Linked DNA regions of Homo sapiens: region 2 is linked to region 1. A link is a contact called in ENCODE Hi-C or POLR2A ChIA-PET data. All regions are on one chromosome and are shown on one strand. The core of a region is the stretch at or near the end of the contact, and the rest is flanking DNA. Distances in the headings are between cores, read along the strand shown.

Region 1 (2,592 bases), core at 67-2,566:
ATATTTTTGGGTGAGGTAGCTAACTTCTCATTTGAAAGATGAGGTACAGTATATGGTTAACTTGTAAAACAGAAATTCACTTGCTTTATAAGAACGAAATCTCATTTAAATAAACCAGGTTTCTTAGGCATGCTTCCTTTTTTTATATCAAATGTTCTAGGTTTTTTTCAGCCTCTTTAACCTTGCTATATTCTGAATTCAGTAATTTCCATACTATGCATGGTTTCATAAAGGACACAAATTTAAAGAAAAAAGGTACCCATAGATTGCCTCAGAACCCCTTTTTCTGGCAACCAGCAGGAGTTTACCAGGCCATCATTAAAGACATGTTTTTTGGGTATATGTCGTAAATCTCTAGAAACATTGCTTACAAATAGTACTGTGTAGCTATACTTTTGAAACTATAATGTAAAAAGGGTACCATTTGTTGAACTCTTACAGCATCAATTAGGTTGTATTATGTTCACTTTAGGGACAAGGAAATTCAGGCCCTTATGACATTAATTACTCACCCATATCGTTCACAAGTGTTGGAAGCAAGAGTACAACACAGACCTATATGGTTCCAAAGCCTATGCCAGTAGAAATAGTTGTACAGTAAGTGTTATTCGTGAGCTAAGACAATCGTCCTAGGCTTAGCATTGTGTCTGATACGTAAGTGATCAGACAGGTAAACATTGATAGAACTGAAATCCTTTGATCATTTTACCCTTTAAATTCTTCTCTGGGGTAGGAAAAGCTTGTTTTCTGTTTTTGGTAACCGCTTTGAGTATAACTGACATGCAATAAGTTGCACATATTTAAAGTGTGCAGTTTGATACGGTTTTACATATGTGTACATCTGTGAGGCCATCACCCGAGATGAGAAAATGCACAGGCTGCAAATAAAAATGATCTCAATACGGCCTCTGGAAGAACACCTGATCTAGGCTGACTTGATCTAAGGAAATACATGAGTATCATGTAAACGCTGAGGTCAGATCTAAAGGTCGGCTCGGAGCTCCCTATCTGACAAGTAGGGTCCCCTGGCCAGGTTCACTCCATAGGTTAGTCTCGGGGCTACCCTGCCCACGTCCGGAAAGCGGACCTACCTGGGGCCTAACCTTGACCGGACACCCGTCAGCATTCTCCAAATCCGACTTCTACACCTGTATGGGACGGACCAAGTTTCTAGGTCCGCGATCACACCAATGGCGGAAGCTCGTCAGCGCCCGGGTTCCAAAATCCCGCCTCTCAAGGCTTCTTGAGACATTTTGTCTCCCGGCGTGCAATGCGTCCGCCCCGGGTGGCCTCCGCCCGGAAGACGGAAGTGCAAAGACTTCCGGTCGGCGTGAGCGTGAGGTGTGGGTGTTCGTTTCTCAGGTGAGTTCGGTTCCTCACCGGTCCAGTGACACATGGGACTTGGGGCTTGATTCCGCCACCCTTGGAGAATTTCGTTTCTTGACACTCGCTGGGCTATACTTGAGCTCCAGTCCGGAGATGCAGGCCTTGTTGAGGGCGAGGGTTCCCCTTGCTCTTTTTGGTGGGGGCCCTCCGGCTTCCGAGTGCACTGGATAAAGTGGAGCCCACCCCTGTCGTTCACTCCCGCTGAAGTTAACTTCGGCCCTCAAGGTTGTTTGCCGCCCGCTTTCCTAGCCCCTCGCAAGGGTTGAGTTATGTAGACAAGGGAGCGGAATGACTGTGATTGCCGGCGTTCAAAAAATGTTAGTGGTTCGTTCAACAAGTATGCAAAAAGTGTGCGATTCAGCAGTGAACAAGACCTTTCCCTCTACCTTCGTGGAGTCTACAGTCTGGGGAGAGGGTCGGGGGGCGTGACAGAAAACAATGGTTTCAGGTTGTAACACTTAATAAGCAGGGAAGGGAGCTTACGGAGGTCAGAGGAGTCCTTTCTGAGGTAGCGAATGAAGGAGCAAGCCTTGAGAAGAGCAGTTGCCAGGCATAGGGACAGCAAATATGAAGGCACTGACGTAGAGATAGTTTGGACTCTTTACAGACGTAGTTGGTGCCTGCGGGGATGGGGATGGAGAATGAAATGAAATAGAGTTGAAGGAGGCAGGGGACAGATCACAAATGACCTTGTAGATCTTGAATATATATGAGGGAGGAGGTCTTTAAAGAACTCGAAGAAAGGCAGTGAATGCTTTTTTAAAAGATCACACTGAGCACCTTGTGGAGGATTTAGGGCGGAACTGAGTGGAAAGAAAACAAGAGTAGGAATAGATAAGTTTACAGTCGTTAAGTTGGCTTGAGAGGATGGATAATGAAGATGAGGTGAAGTGTTTATAAAAATCATTTGTAATTTGTAAGCTGTTGCATAAATGTAAGGTGATGACGCTGTTGCATTCTGGGGAAATTAAATTTCTGTATTTTGTAAAGAAATTCAGCCGGGCGCGGTGGCTCAAGCCTGTAATCCCAGCACTTTGGGAGGCCGAGGCGGGCGGATCACAATGTCAGGAGATCGAGACTATCCTGGCTAACACGGTGAAAACCCGTCTCTACTAAAAATACAAAAAATTAGCCAGGCGTGGTGGCGGGCGCCTGTAGTCCCAGCTGCTCGGGAGGCTGAGGCAGGAGAATGGCGTGAACCTGAGA
Region 2 (2,592 bases), core at 60-2,559, 3.9 Mb after region 1:
TAACTAAAATTTGATATCTCATAAATATGAAATTCTTAAGATATTAAAACGAATCAAGATAAAATCCTTATAATAAAATTACTGTCCATTTTACAGCATGAAGATAATGAGGTGCAATGATTTAAATTAACTCTCCTCAAAGCCATACTGCAAGTTGAGTGGTGAAACTGTGACATAACTCAGGTCTAAATCTTACTGTTCCTTTCACTATGCCATACTGAAACACTCTATGAATTATATACTACTGTTATGGTAACAGTGGAAAGTGAAAATATGTTTTATTATAATGAAGAGGCACATTATGCTTCCCAAAAAATAAGGAATTTTAAATTATGTTACATATTCACATATTTAAGTTATTGTAGATGCCACTTGATATGGTCGACAAGTGTGAAAATGTCCACATACATCCTTCAGTATTTTAAATGTATAACCTTTGGTATTTTACAAGTTTGAATATTAGCAGTTAGTTAAGCCTCAAGTGGACTTATCTACTTTTTGCAGGCCTACATTATCTTTCAAACAGAAGGGAAGGGCTGCACGTCTAACAGAAACGCTGCCGGCTTCTATCAAGCCACCACTAAAGCACAAGACCACGTGGTCTCTCATAAGCCCAAGGTTCCCTACTCCTCTCCCTCCTTTGACAAGGAACTGGAAACTAGGGTTTCTTTCTCTTATGTGGAGCCCTGACATGCCACCTGTGTAGTACAGACCGCAAACATCCTGCAGCCTGCCTCCCGGAAGACCAAGAATCAGAATAAAAGGGAACTTGGACGCCGACAATTCTAGGAAAGGAAATGAACAGAGAAGTAAAGCCGGTGAGATCGTGATAAGCCGCGGCACCGGGACCTGTCAAAACGGCGTATATAAGACTCAAACCAAACCACTATAACCTATCATTCGGGAAGGCCTGAGGTGGGAGCGGCACTACGGAAGGAAGGAGGACGAAGAGAACCGCACGAGTCAGAACCGCCGCCGCCGCCGCTCCCCGGATACCTTTCAGCATGCCCTGGCAAGCCAAGAACCCTGACCCTCATCTAGAGTCCAACCTTTGCCCCAACATTTCAGAAGCGGCCAAAATCCCGCTGCCCCGGCGGCCGCCGCCGGACCTGCCCGCACCTGTCACTAGCGAAAGAACCAGCTCGCGGCTCCCGCCCACTTCTCCACTATCCTCGGGCAACCGCGGGCATCTCAACCCCTTTCTCTTACCAGGTGTCCCCTTTCCGGAGCGAGGTTTTGAGCAGCGTCGCGATGTCAGACCGCTGGGTGTCCAGATCCGCCGCTCCGCCTTCCGCCATCTTCTTCCACTAGCGGTAGGGGAGGTGGCAGCGACGGCGGCGGCACGCCCCAGAGCATTATGGGAATGGCGTCCCACGGCCCCTCCCAGTCGGCCGGTCGAAACCAAAAGACACCGGGAGCGGGGGTGCTCCTCGGGACAAGAGGAGGCCCCGGGGGCGCACTGGGTGCGCGGCCATGGTCTGCTGCCCCCCATCGGTCCCCGCCCGTCCAGCATCTTGCCTTGGCCTCCTCTGGCCCGGGACTGCCGGGTTTTAGCTTTCCTCGCCGCCGAGGGCTCTGGCTCTCTCTCGCTAGAGGGATGCCACCGCCCTGTCCTCCCGTCCTCAGCGTTGCCTTCCCCTCCCTCTTTCCCACTGACGCCTTGAAAACCCTTATTTGCGCATTCACTCACGCTTGAGGGTGAGGTAGGGTGGGGCGGTGGTGTGGGGGCGTGGGGACGGCTAAGATATGGCAGAAAATGTAGCAGCTCAGTGACTGGGCTTTTCGTTACGAGTGGGAGAACCCAAGCTCGGTGAATATGGGCACACACAAAAAACACTCCGAAACCGAACGCTTGGTCTCCATGCCCTTCCTGGGTTCCTTCCAGCGCTCTTACTCCCGTTGTAGGTGGGGACCCTTTATAGGCTCTTTGTGACGCCTCCCCAGGCACACCCAGACGACTAAGCTGCAGTGAAAAACATGTCCCAGTTCATCGGTGAACAGGGAGTAGAATATGGACAGTATTGAATAATGCCAGATACTAAAGGAAGAAAACGTGCGAGAAACCCTCTTGTTTATACAGGATAGTAACATTTTCTTAGCCCCATCTTCGTATGGTGCCGTACACCTGAAATGAAACTAGATATGTCTTTAATTTGAAGTCAACGATTATGTTACAAAATAGAAAATCGAGTCGCTTAAAAATCAAATGCCAAGGTCACACAGCAGGTGGAGAGGTGAGTGGAGAGGCTGGTTCAAGAGCCCACATGCTATACAGTATAGCACACTCACTGCCTCTCCTTCTGAAAGCCTGAACTAAAATGTAAACTCTTTAAGAGCTGGAACTGGGTTCATCTTTTGTTTTAGCCTTTGTACACCTGGTGGTTAGCACAGTACTGATGGACATGTAAAAATTACCTAAATATTTGTTTAGTAAATGAATTGTGGCAAAATTACTTAAGTATTCCCGAGCATGATGTCCAGGGGTGTGATTTTAACATACCATATTGATGTGAAAAGTCTAAAAGATGGGCCGGAATCCCCACATCATTTCTCGTTTGCCCATTTTAAACCCTAACTCATTTGGTGAGAATG

Evidence for each region. A loop is a pair of places that touch in the nucleus more often than their neighbours do. ChIA-PET counts read pairs that join two places held with the same protein, here RNA polymerase II (POLR2A). Pooled maps may share reads with other maps.
Region 2: a pooled map shows a loop between it and region 1 (14-fold over the local background). The contact joins the promoter of USP15 here to the promoter of LLPH-DT in region 1. A Hi-C loop is called at or near these places in 1 of 37 single-sample maps with no recorded cell type and 6 of 50 pooled maps. POLR2A ChIA-PET finds 5 or more read pairs at or near these places in 1 of 52 experiments (activated B cell).

Annotation. Positions count from the first base shown.
Region 1 is chr12:66,129,475-66,132,066 of GRCh38, reverse strand. It overlaps LLPH-DT (LLPH divergent transcript), which reads right to left and starts at 1,316. Exons shown (of 2, transcript NR_125724.1): 1 at 1,092-1,316. It overlaps LLPH (LLP homolog, long-term synaptic facilitation factor), which reads left to right and starts at 1,317. Exons shown (of 3, transcript NM_032338.4): 1 at 1,317-1,362. RefSeq lists enhancers at 1,294-1,403, 1,444-1,593.
Region 2 is chr12:62,259,121-62,261,712 of GRCh38, reverse strand. USP15 (ubiquitin specific peptidase 15) reads right to left here and starts at 1,309. Exons shown (of 22, transcript NM_001252078.2): 1 at 1,210-1,309. The coding sequence starts at 1,298. It overlaps MIR6125 (microRNA 6125), which reads right to left and starts at 1,354; the gene lies at 1,259-1,354. It also overlaps a transcript of TAFA2 not described here. RefSeq lists enhancers at 1-80, 804-853, 1,074-1,433, 1,984-2,053 and silencers at 1,474-1,583, 1,664-1,723.